Regions from separate parts of the Homo sapiens genome. Here region 2 is linked to region 1. A link is a contact called in ENCODE Hi-C or POLR2A ChIA-PET data. All regions are on one chromosome and are shown on one strand. The core of a region is the stretch at or near the end of the contact, and the rest is flanking DNA. Distances in the headings are between cores, read along the strand shown.

The links. Hi-C counts contacts between places; a loop is a spot of excess contacts on that map. ChIA-PET counts read pairs that join two places held with the same protein, here RNA polymerase II (POLR2A). Pooled maps may share reads with other maps.
Region 2: a map of PC-9 shows a loop between it and region 1 (26-fold over the local background). The contact joins two enhancer-like sites. A Hi-C loop is called at or near these places in 2 of 168 maps with a recorded cell type or tissue (HCT116 and PC-9) and 7 of 50 pooled maps. POLR2A ChIA-PET finds 5 or more read pairs at or near these places in 1 of 52 experiments (T-cell).

What each region holds. Positions count from the first base shown.
Region 1 is chr16:23,433,796-23,440,325 of GRCh38, forward strand. It overlaps COG7 (component of oligomeric golgi complex 7), which reads right to left. Exons shown (of 17, transcript NM_153603.4): 5 at 841-923. Among named protein-coding and RNA genes, the nearest start is that of COG7, 16 kb to the right of the region's middle. Within about 2 kb of position 1,820, at least 3 of the 41 ENCODE cell types and tissues checked have a DNase peak (open chromatin) inside an H3K27ac peak, as active enhancers do.
Region 2 is chr16:24,031,313-24,037,842 of GRCh38, forward strand. It overlaps PRKCB (protein kinase C beta), which reads left to right. Exons shown (of 17, transcript NM_002738.7): 4 at 824-935; 5 at 4,107-4,235. Among named protein-coding and RNA genes, the nearest start is that of MIR1273H, 170 kb to the right of the region's middle. Within about 2 kb of position 3,924, at least 6 of the 41 ENCODE cell types and tissues checked have a DNase peak (open chromatin) inside an H3K27ac peak, as active enhancers do.

The sequences.
Region 1 (6,530 bases), core at 570-3,069:
CCATTCACTTCAAAGAAAGGCAGGAAAAAAAAAAAAACATTTGCAGTTATCTGCACTGATTCACAGCTTTAATCTGTCACCCTGCGGATGTGATCCCCTCTCCATTTATCCTGCCCTAAAAACATGTAATGTGCAACCACTTGGCACACCATCACTCTTCTGAATAGATGTTGGGGCAAGAGCGGGCAGACATGTATGTTTAAGCTTCATGTCCTAACATCACTGCTTAAAAGACACAGAGCACTGGACTTGAAGGAATTAAGGTCAGTTCAGGAAGCTGTCAAGTTTTTTGGCAATCTAACTTCAGCAAACCTAGAAAACATAAAATTCCAAGCCAGGTGGAGTGGCACGCGCCTGTAGTCCCAACTCCTCACAAGGCTGAGACGGGAGGATCACTTGAGCCCAGGAGTTCAAGGCTGTAGTGCACCATGATCGGATCTGTGAATAGTCACCGCACTCCAGGCTGGGCAAAATAGTGAAACCCTATCTCTAAAGAAAAAAAGAGAAATTCTTACTGCCTTCTGAGGGTGTAATAAAGCTTAAGACATAAATCTCCCTTAAAAGACAAAAATGAGAATAAATTAAAACAACGTTTCAAGTCTATAATGAATCCAGCTGTAAACAGAAAAGAGAATGAAAACGGATAACTTTTTCCAACTGGCAATTAAACAAATCCATATGCTAGACCAAGAGCACCCCCTACTGGCTAACTAAGAGAAAAACAGCCAGAGGGCAAGGAGACAAATGTTCTTACCTTCTGAATTATGAACCTGCGATTCTGTGACCCAGAGTTATGAGCATTCCACAACTGCACAACTGTCATCGCGCACAGCTTCTTACCTTGTGACACTTGTAGTAGTAGGCCAGGAGCTGGGGCATCCGGTCAATTTCAGTAAACACCTTCACAAACACTTTGGACTGATCTAAAGAACATACAATGTATATATACTGTTACCAGCCTTTCTGGTGTAGACATGAGAAAAAACTCACCAGGATGAAGGTGGATATATGGAAGCTAGTATTCACAAGTTCCTGCCTAGATACTGAATTAACTCATGCATGAGGATCATAAATTTGAAAAATAAGCATGACGTGAAAACCAGATACTGCAAGGTATTCCCCACTGTTCCTCACAGAATTCATATTTTAACATGATACTGAGAGGTTATTTATGTCTTTCAAAATTCCTACTTCGATTATACCAGATGGGAACTTTAAAAAAGCAAACACACTGAACTGCTATATGTCAACATATCTGGTGGTTTGAGGAATAAGTAAATAATTTGGGCTGGTCGCGGTAGCTCATGCCTGTAATCCCAGCACTTTGGGAGGCTAAGGCAGGCGGATCACCTGAGGTCAGGAGTTCGAGACCAGCCTGGCCAACATGGCAAAACCCCATCTCTACTAAAAGAAAAACAAAAATTAGCTGAGCGTGGTGGTGCACACCTGTAATCCCAGCTCCTTGGGAGGCTGAGGGAGGAGAATTGGTTGAACCCGGGAGGCAGAGGTTGCAGTGAGCCAAGATCGCGCCACTGCACTCCAGCCTGGCCAACAGAGCAAGACTCCCTCTAAAACAAAGCAAAACAAAAAAACAAAACATAAAATCAAATAATTTGGTAACTATTAGCATTCCACACATAACAATGGATTCTAAGACCCAAGTTATGGGCTTAATATCAAGTAGTTTCTGACATATTTCCCTAAGGGCAGAGGAAATGACTGGGCAAAGCACTTGCTTCCAGGCTCACCGCTGGACAGACAGGAAGGTGGGTTTCAGTGCAGTCTCTGAATAGTGTGCACAGCAGCGCCACCTCTGGCTCCTGTCCGCCCCCTTCTGGCCAAAATGTACATGCCACAGCCTTAGAACTATATCAAAAGAAGGGAAAAAAAAGCCTTGAGCTAACAGGTCTCCAAACTTCTTATATTTGCTCTGTTCCCCTTCACTTCTGGGAAGCCCAATAAACTGCTGAGAAGGAAATGTTGTAACAGCAACCGCTGTGGGACACCCAGCTAAGCGCTGGAGACCTGCCAGTGGAACTTGACTTAATGGGCAGAAATCCATGAGTTAGAAAACGAATATTTGCCTTTAAAATGCTTATTATTTTCATAAGAACACTTAAATAAGTGAATCTTCCTGTTACATTTAAAATTATTCCATAGGCCAGGTGTGGTGGCTCACACCTGTAATCCCAGCATTTTGGGAGGCTGAGGTGGGAGGACTGTTTGAGCCCAGGAGTTCAAAAATGTCCTAGGCAACACAGGACCCCTCTACAAAAAATAGAAAAAATTAGCTGGGCATGATGTGCACCTGTAAACCCCAGGAGGCTGAGCTGGGAGTATCACTTGAGCCTGGGAGGACAAGGCTGCAGTGAACTGTGATCACATCACTGCACTTCAGCCTGAGTGACAGAGCAAGATTCTAGCTCAAAAAACAAAATTCTATAAATTGGGTTTGACCAGTGAGAAGCAAAAAAATTAATTAAAATAATTCTATAAAAAGTTGCTTCAGTGTATCAGCTGAATTCATTGGTTATATAAAATGAACTGGGCATGTATACTTGGCTATACTCACATTGTCATTTTAGGAGATGGAAAAGGGGAACATGTTGGGGATGAACAAATTTATCAGAGAATTCCCTTTAAAAACTGTTAGCTAGGCCGGGTGAGGTGGCTCATGACTATAATCCCAGTACTTTGGGAGGCTGAAGTGGGTGGATCATCTGGGGTCAGGAGCTCGAGACCAGCCTGGCCAATATGGTGAAACCCCGTCTCTACTAAAAATATAAAAAATTAACCAGGCGTGGTGGTGCATGCCTGTAATCCCAGCTACTCCAGAAGCTGAGGCGCTTGAACCCAAGAGCTGGAGGTTGCTGTGAGCCGAGATCACACCACTGCAGTCCAGCCTGGGCAACAGAGTGTAGACTCTGTCTCAAAAAAAATAAAAAGTAAAAACTGTTAGATAAAGAACTACCTCAGCCTTCCAGGAAACATGGCTGATTATAAACAGCACATTACCTGTGGGGCGGGGGAACCCTTCCTGATGCTTGCCAAAATTAAGATTAATCACCAAAAGAAAACATTGTTTTATCTGCGTTGAAGCCAGGAAAATATCTGTACTACATATTTCAGAGAATCCCAACTAGATATCTAATCACTTTGGGCCACAATGGGTGGGGAAGCTGGTAAAAGTCTGGGCGCTAAGGGTGGTGCAGAACAGTACAAAGGGCCAAAGACTGGGGGCCAAGGGGGCTTGGGCCAGGCATGGGAGGGAGGGCTGTTTCCACTGCGGCCCAGCAGAGGAGGCAGCCTATGGAGCTCAAAAGCGCCATTTTCGCCTTCTGAATCCATGTCCTGCCTAGAGTCAAGCCTGATTCAAATTTGTGCACAAAAGCTGTCAAAAACTGCTTATCTCCAAAACCAAACCCATGATGCTGAACCACCAGGCATCACTCAAATCCAACACCAGCTCCCAGAAGCCAGCTCACTCAGAAGGAAACAAACAAAAAAGCTTAAATGCATGGAGCCACCACCTCTCCATCCCCACTCCCACTCCCCCAACCCCACAGAACTGGATGTAACCCCAACCAGAAAAGTGAGCTCTGTAGTAGCCACAAATTCACAAGAGAATGTGAGGAACAAAGCTCCTAGATGGTAACTTTCCAACCCCCCAGCTCCAGCCTTAGAATTCTGTGAATGAAGAAAAGACTCAAAATAAAGAATTAACAAATGAGGAAGAGAGGGAATTACAGGGCTGGAGATGAGTACTGAGGCCATTCTCTCTAGCTAACTGAAGAGCACAGCGGAGAATATAAACTTTCAATCAAGGGCTAAAGGAAAGCGCTCTTAAACAAGGAGGGGCTTCCAAGGAAATTCCACTATTTTTCAGTGAATACCAGGCCCAGAACAAAAGCACTATCACACACAAACATGAATCAGCAGAAACAAAGAAAACTCCACCACGGTACCTATGCACTCAATAAATTGGACTACAACAAAATTAAAAACTTGGGGCCGGGCACAGTGGCTCACGCCTGTAATCCCAGCACCTGGGGAGGCTGAGGCGGGTGGATCACGAGGTCAAGAGATTGAGACCATCCTGGCCAACACAGTGAAACTCCATCTCTACTAAAAATACAAAAATTAGCTGGGTGTGGTGGCACACGCCTGTAGTCCCAGCTACTCGGGAAGCTGAGGCAGGAGAATCGCTTGAACCCGGGAGGCAGAGGTTGCAGCGAGCCGAGATCAAGCCACTGCACTTCAGCCTGGAGACAGAGCAAGACTCCATCTCAAAAAAAAAAAAAAAAAATTAAAAACTTGGGCATCAAAAGATTTTATCAATAATAGAATGAAAACACAATCCATGGAATGGGAGAAAATATTTGCAAGATATATTCAATAAAAGAATAATATCCAGAATATATGAAGAATTTCTACAACTCACCAGCAAAAAACCAAATAACCCAATATAAAATTGGGTAAAGGGCCAGGCACCCTGGCTCACGCCTGTAATCTCAGGACTTTGAGAGGCTGAGGAGGGAGGATTGTTTGAGTCCAGGAGTCTAAGACCAGCCTGAGCAGCATAGCAAGACCCTATCTCTACAAAAAACAAAAAATTAGCTGGGCGTGGTAGTGCACACCTGTAGTCCCAGCTACTTGGGAGGCTGCCGTGGGAGGATCACTTGAGCTTGGGAGGTCAAGGCTGCGGTGAGCCATGATTGCACCACTGCATTCCAGCCTGGGTGACAGTGCAAGACCCTGTCTCAAAAAACAACAAAACAAAACAAAAATGGGGAAAGGATTTGAATAGACATTTTTCCAGGAATATACAAATAGTCAATAAGCAAATGAAAATACACTCAATATCATTAATCATTAGAGGAATGAAAATCAAAACCATAAGATACCATTTCATACTAATTAGTATGGCTATAATCCAAAAAAAAACAAAAAATGACAAGGGTTGGAAAGGTGTGGAGAAATTGGAACCCTTGTGCATTGCTGGTGGTAGTGTAAAATGGTGCAGCCACTATGGAGAACAGTATAACAGCTCCTCAAAAAATTAAACATCAGATTACCATATGGCCGGGTGTGGTGGCTCACACCTGTAATCCCAGCACTTCGGAAGGCCAAGACGGGCGGATCACTTGAGGCCAGGAGTTCGAGACCAGCCTGGCCAACATGGTGAAACCCCATCTCTACTAAACATACAAAAATTAGCTAGGTGTGGTGGTGCGCACCTTTAATCCCAGCTACTCGGGAGGCTGAGGCACAAGAATCGCTTCAATCTGGGTGGCAGAGGTCACAGTGAGCCGAGATCATGCCACTGCACTCCAGCCTGGACAACAGAGTTAAACTGTGTCTCCAAAAAAAAAAAAAAAAAAAAAGATAGGCATATGATCCAGCAATTCCACTTCTGAGTAGATCCCTAAAGGAATTGAAAGCTGGAACTCAAACAGACAGATCATGCCACTGCACTCCAGCCTGGGCAACAGAGTTAAACTGTGTCTCCAAAAAAAAAAAAAAAAAAAAAAAGATAAGCATATGATCCAGCAATTCCACTTCTGAGTAGATCCCTAAAGGAATTGAAAGCTGGAACTCAAACAGACACTTGTACACCCATGATCATTCTAGCATTCTTCACAATAGCCAAAAGGTAGAAATAACCTAAATGTCCATCAACAGATGAATAGATAGAGAAAATGTGGTAATATATGAGATGGAATATTATTCAGCCTTAAGAAAGGAAATTTTGACACATGCTACACCATGGATGAGCTTTGAAGATGTTACGCTAAGCCATAAAAGGAAAAATACTATGTGAATCCATTTATAGGAGGCATGTAGAGTAGTCAAATTCATAGGGACAAAAGTAGAATGATGATTGCTGGCAGGTGAGGGTAGGAGGAATGGACAGTTGCTGTTTAATGCGTATGAAATTTCAGTTCAGAAAGATGAAAAAAGTTCTGGAGATGGATGGTGGTGATGTTTGCACAGCAACGTGAATGTACTTAATGCCACTGAAATGCACACTTAAAAATTATTAAAATGGTAGATTTTGTTACATGCATTTTGCCACAATTTTTTAAATTTTTTTCTAAAAAAGAACACTTCCAAAGATTTTCCCTAAGAAAGAGAAGAAAATTTTAGGCAATAATTGCTTCACACTCTCAAAGAAATTACATGTCCTTTCTTTAACAGGACCTAAGGCTTCAGGAGGCTGAGGTGTGAGGATCACTTTAGGCCAGGAGTTCAAGACCAACCTGAGCAATATAGCAAGACCCCATCTATACAAAAAAAAAAAAAAAAAAATAGGCTGGGCACGGTGGCTCACGCCTGTAATACCTGCACTTTGGGAGGCCAAGGCAGGCAGATCACCTGAGGTCAGGAGTTCAAGACCAGCCTGGCCAACATGGCAAAACCCCATCTCCACTAAAAATACAAAAAATTAGCCAGGTGTGGTAGCGCATGTCTGTAATCCCAGCTAGTTGGGAGGTAAGGCAGGAGAATCGCTTGAACCCAGGAGGCAGACA
Region 2 (6,530 bases), core at 2,674-5,173, 600 kb after region 1:
TGGTAGGGTGGCTTTGTCCTTTCCACATATGGCTCCAAGTTTGGGTCCAGGACAGTCACTTCCAGTTCTCACCATCTTTGAACCAGTGGGGAGAGGGAAAGGCTCAAGGAAGTATGCATTTCCATTTGAAGGGAATGGCCCTGGAGCACACACATCCCATTGGCCAGAACTCAGCACCATGGCGGCACCTGCAAGAGGTGCTGGGAAATATGGCCTCTATCTGGATAGCCATGCTCTCTGCTAAAACTCAAGGATTCTACTATTAAAGGGAAGAATGGATATTGGTGGAAAACCAGCAGTCTCTGCCACAACTTGCAGACTGTCCACTGGGCTTTGAACTTTATTCTGTCAGTGATGAGGAACTGGCAATGGTTTCTAAGCAGGGAGATTTCACATCCAGACTTGGGTTTTTGATCACTGCAGAAGCATGCTTGGAGAATAAAGGTGGGGAGAAAGAAAAGTCAGGAGCCCTGTTTAGATGATGTGTCTGTTACTTTGTTTTCCCATCTCTGGAGTCCCTACTACAGGCAGGAGCCTGTAGGTTGAGTTCCCAGGCAGGCCCAGATGGAGGGTTTGCAGGCAGGGTGAGTGAGCATGGGGCTGCAAAGGGAACAATCATCTGTCTTTGTCCTTCATTCCTTCCACAACTATTTATCCAGCACCGTTTCTGGGCACAGGGCTCCAGCGATGGTCCCAACAGGTACAATGACCTCTGGGGACCAAGTTCAGTTCTTGGTGAGTTCTCCAGTGCCTCTCGATGTAGGATGAACCGTTGGCATGCTCCACTGACGCTGGCTCCTTCTGTTGTTTCTCTTGGCTCCAGGACCCCCGCAGCAAACACAAGTTTAAGATCCACACGTACTCCAGCCCCACGTTTTGTGACCACTGTGGGTCACTGCTGTATGGACTCATCCACCAGGGGATGAAATGTGACAGTAAGTACTTTTTCTCTCTGGGGGCATCTGCTGATGGCAGAAGCAATGGGAAGGGCTGCTTCCACTTGGTTTGGGGTCCAGGTCTGCCATACATTCCCCCCTGTCCTCGTTGGGGCTGGTGTACCAGTTATCTGTTGCTGCATAATGATCCTCCCACCCCAAAACACTGTGACTGAAGACAATAAACATTTTTTTAGCTCATGACTCTGCAAGGCAGTTCTTTGAATCTGGGCTGGCCTCAGCTGATGTCACGCATGTTCATAAAGCATGAACTCATGGTTCATGGTGGATTAGCAGATGGAGGTGGGCTGGGAGCTGTCTGGGCCATGGTGGCCTCACCCACATGTCCTGGAGGATGGCTGGCTGTCATCTGGGTGATGGTGATGACCAGGCCACGTGTCTTTCCTCCTCAGTGGGCTAGGCTACCTAGCCTCCGTGCATGCACGGAGGTCACAGGGTCCTGAGTTTCTTAGGAGGGCAAGTCCCATTGGCAGCCACACTTCAAGTCTCTACTTGTGTCTTTTGCTCCTGATCCACTGGTCAAAGCAAGTGGCATGTGAGATGCACAGTCACAGTGTGGGAAGGGGCAGTCCATGGCTGTTGACACCCAGAGGCATGAACAAATCATGGGCATTTCTGCAGCCATGCACCACCACTGTTTTCAGCATTGAGATGTGGGGCTGATGCATTCTTTGCATGGAGAAGACCTGTGGCCCTGCAGCACCCACAGGTTTGTGCTGGAGGAGGAAAGAGCATCATTCTCTGGCCAGGATGTGGTAGGAAAGGCAGGTGGGGTAGGACTCCTCTTTATGAGGCCAAGGCCCGGATGGCCTGTGGGGCAGGGGAGCAGACAGGCTTTGAGAGCTATGGCCACAAAGCTACAGGGACACTGGAGGTGCTGGTGGCTCCCACAGACCTGTTGGTCTGCAGCAGGCTGGGTGTCATGAGGCTAGTGGTACTGCTCTCCCAAGGGTCCTGAGGCCCAGAGGACAGAGGGAGAAAGTCATAGGGCAGAGAGTGACAGAGAGGACTGTGAGGGTGAATAAGGGTGGTAGGGAGCAAGACAGACAGCAAGAAACACACATGCATAGACAGACACAGATGCAGGGGAAAGATGGACACATGCAACCCTAACACAGGGAGGAATGTGGGGCGTGGAAGCTACAGAGAGACTCAGCTAGAGAGAGACTCAGGCAAAAGGAGGGACAGGCAGACACACAGACCAACAGATAAGCCAGGTGCAGTGGTTCACTCCTGTAATCCCAACACTTTGGGAGGCTGAGGCGGGTGGATCACCTAAGGTCAGGAGTTTGAGACCAGCTTGGCCAACGTGGCAAAACCCAATCTCTACTAAAAATACAAAAATTAGCCAGTCAAGGTGGTGGGTACTTGTAATCCCAGCTACTTGGGAGGCTGAGGCAGGAAAATCACTTGAACCCAGGAAGCAGAGGTTGCAGTGAGCTGAGATCACACTACTGCACTCCAGCCTGGGTGACAGAGTGAGACTCTCAAAGAAGAAGAAGAAGAAAAGATAAAATGATTGGCATGGACACAGAGAGAGACGCCATTACACAGGCTCATGCAGAGGTATAGAGATGGAAAGACCAGAGACAGAGACAGAAGCACACATGGAGAGCCACAGAGAGACACGGAGGAGAGAGGCAGAGAGACACAGTTGGAGAAAGGGAGAGACAAAGAGGCCAGAGACAAGTGCAGAGAGTGGAACAGACCGATTCACAGACACGGCCAAGGCAGTGAGCCACGTGCAGAAGTGGGACAGCAGAGACAAGAGACATGCAGCAACGTGGAAACAGAGAGACAGACACAGAAACATGGCAAGAGCCACAGGGGGACAGTGAGGTTGGAGCCTTCTGCCTGCAGGACACCAGCTCCTCTTACCACACATGGGGCCCTAATATAGGGACAATGTCCCTGCCTCAGAGACAGTGGTGGGTGGGAGCTCAGGCTGGTGCTCAGGTCCCAGAGGGCTCTCCCTTCCCTCCCCACAACTCATTTCTAGTTTTTGTAATAGGCCTGCTGCCTCCTGGGACTTGGGTGGTCTGAGAAGGGTCCCTTGCCCCCAGATCCCTTGAAATAGGGGCCCATGGGGTGACTTGGCCTCTCCTTCTGGCTTCTCCAACTGGAACTAGCGTCCCCCTGGAGAATCCTGGGTGCCTGGCACACCTTCCTGGAGTGGGGCATTATTGCTCAAGACCTAGAAGAAATCACCCACCACATTGAAATAGACACAGATACTCTACGGAGGAGTGCGCAGAGGGAGTGGATATCCTATAACATGAGAGATGGCCGAAGGCCAAATTCAGTGTATAGGCACATTTTATCCACCCTGCCCTGGCTCTAAATCTTTTTCCTTGTAATTAATTATGGTGGACACTATGGCCAGCCCAGACCCCCTCTTCATGGTCCCACCCCATCCCCTAGCTGTGGTTCACAGCAGTGCCCCATCCTGCATAATTGCCCAAGATAATGCCTCTTCCAGGGAGACCAGATGATTGTGGTGCCCAGCCCTCTTGTCTCAGTTTGGAACAACTCTGAAGGGTCATCTCAGCTCTGGGCTCCCCCTAACATCAGCTTTGATTGCATCCACGTGGCAAACGAACTTCTCCCCACAAGAGCACTCCCCAAAAACCTTGTGCTCAAAACTCCCCGTCTCAGACTCTTTCCAGGGAGCCCAACCTATTAGCTGTTAATATTTAAAAATCAGAGCTGTCACGTACACATCGAGATTCCTGCATACGTTGAGAAATGGGGAATGTTTTTGCTCTGTTTCCCACTTGGCTTGGCCAAGTCCCTGCCACCCCCTTAGCTTTCCTCACTCATGTGACCAGCCAGCCTGTGAGCATTGAAGTTGGTGACTCTGGCTTCAGAGCCTTAAGGGGTGTGGGGTGTGCTTGCTTCAGACTGCACCCTTGGCTGTGGGTGGGGAACAGACAAGTTCTACCTCCTTTGCCCATCAGGGTTCAGGGGGAAGAGTTGGAAAAGCCCTTCTGATGAGATCCTGGCAGGCAAGTTGGTCTCAGCCAGGCTCGTGTGTCTCAGCTGTCTCAAAGGAGGGAAACAGGAAGGGCTCAGCGGTCTTGGGTGGGGCAGATGTCTGCAGCCCCCAGCCTGGGCCAGCCTAAGCCACATCCCCTCTCTCTGCCCTCACAGCCTGCATGATGAATGTGCACAAGCGCTGCGTGATGAATGTTCCCAGCCTGTGTGGCACGGACCACACGGAGCGCCGCGGCCGCATCTACATCCAGGCCCACATCGACAGGGACGTCCTCATTGTCCTCGGTAGGTGGCCCTGGGGCTCCACTGGCTCCTGACCTTGCTTGACCTGTGTGATTGAGAAGGGGAGGGTGGCGGAGGGGTGGGGCAGTCCAGTGGAGGGGTGGGGCAGTCCAGGGACGGGGAGGGGGTGTGGCACTGCTTCTGCCCCATGCCCTGCCCATGACAGCCCCTCCCTGCAGCAGGGGGATCTTTAGAAACTGTACACCCTCAAAGCTTCGTCCATCAGCACCCCAGGCTGACTTGGGTTCAGAGAGGAGACGTCTGAGTTCCTTGGACTTCTAACTTCCTCAGGATCCTCCACTTCCCTTCTCTCCTTCTCATTTCCCACTCTTTTTTAGTAATCTTTTGGGATGGGTAGTTGCATTTCCTTTACTCAGATAGCAGAGAAGGGAAGCTTGCTTCTTCCGCAAACTTTTCCAGCAGGAAAAATGGAGTCTTGATGATAAACCCCAGATTTGGAGAATATAATATCTTGGGAAGGAGGAGGGTTGGAGGGTGCAATTCAGGGGCTTTCCACATATTTGAAATATTTCTTTCTTGAACCTGATGGTGGCTATGCTGTAATTTTATTATTCTCTATATTTTCTGCATGTCTAAAATATTTCATGATAATTAGAAAGCAGGATGGTACAGTCTCCTGGGAGATGCAGTGAGAGGAGGAGCTGCTGGTGGTGGTGGTGGTGGTGGTGGTGGGGCTGTCACTCATGTATCCCAGCATTCAAGACATACCTGGCTCTGATATGGGAAGTTCAAGCAAAATTGGAACTCAGCAGCACTGGCTTGAGGAATACTCAGCCATAAGCCCCGGTATAACCAGCACTGAGCTGGCTGGGAGTGGAGCTAAAACTTTGCAGGAATTTCTTCTCAAAGGCTAGTGACAAACTACTGTGGACTTTATATATCTAATGAATATAAATAAGGGTTTATGAGTTGGTAACTCAGGAAATTGATCATGGAAGAGATTAATTTTGCAAAAATTAGTGTTTCTGAGGCCTCAGACTGGTTCAGTAGCTCTGATGCATTGAGCCCTGGGTTGCGGAGGGGCTTTACGTAGATTGTGTAAAAGCTGAAAAATACTTATCCCTGTACAATATAATTCTTTTAAACTTGAGATTTCGTGAAGCCCAGTGAGATTTTAGAAAATGTGCAATCCATTGCATTATGTTTTCCTCCAAGTGGTCGCCTGCCTCCCAGTGTGATGCTTGGGGGCCCCAGGGGAAATCCCGCAGTTTCAGGTTCAAGGGAAGCCAGTTTTCCCCACTGATTGAGGTTCCCGATGCTGGTGAGACAAATATGAGACTCTGCTTCCCTCTGGTGTCATTCTGTGGGAAATACACTCGTTCCAAAGCATGACTGCGGGCAGCCAACATTTATGGGCCGCATGGGATGTGCAGTGCTCTAAACCTTACGTGTTATCTCTTTCCACCTTCACAACATTGTGAAATCTCTATTATTCTTGTTTGAGAGGGAGACTCCATCTGTTGCCCAGGCTGGAGTGTGGTGGCGCCATCTTAGCTCACTGGAACCTCCACCTCCCGGGTTCAAGCGATTCTCCTGCCTCAGCCTCCTGAGTAGCTGGGATTACAGGCGCCCACCACCACGCCTGGCTAATATTTGTATTTTTAGTAGAGACAGGGTTTCACCACGTTGGCCAGGCTGGTCTAGAACTCCTGACCTCAAGTGATCCGCCCATCTCGGCCTCCCAAAGTGCTGGGATTACAGGTGTGAGCCACTGCGCCCAACCTTCTATTATTCTTGTTTTATGAACAAAGAAGCCACGGCTCAGAGAAGTTATATTCCAAGAGCTCACACCATTTGCAATAATAATAAAACAATAGCTAAGATGTGTTTAGTTTTTAAAATGTGTTAATCATTGTGAAAAGCACTTACAGGCAGTATCTGATTTACATTGTTTCAACAACTCAAATGAGTTAAGTTATCATTCTACCCATCAGAAAACACATTTCCTCACCTAGGTCTGTTTGACTCAAAAGTACTATATAGTAGGTTACTTTTTTGTTTAGTTTAGTTTCGTTTCGTTTCTCTATGCCCTCCACCGTATTTATTCCTTTTGTGGTTTGGCTAGGGCACCTCCTATGGGCATTCCTTAGGGAGTCTTTGTTCTGATGTGGTACAGTACAATATTTCTTCAAGTTCAAGGTCAAAGTCTTCCCCCTTAATCATAGATATGCTGTGAACTTTGAGAACCTGGATCACAAGCCCCCGCTTCTCAGGACACACTGATAGGAGGTGTATCCATTTGCTGTGGCTGCCATAACAAAATACCACAAACTGGGT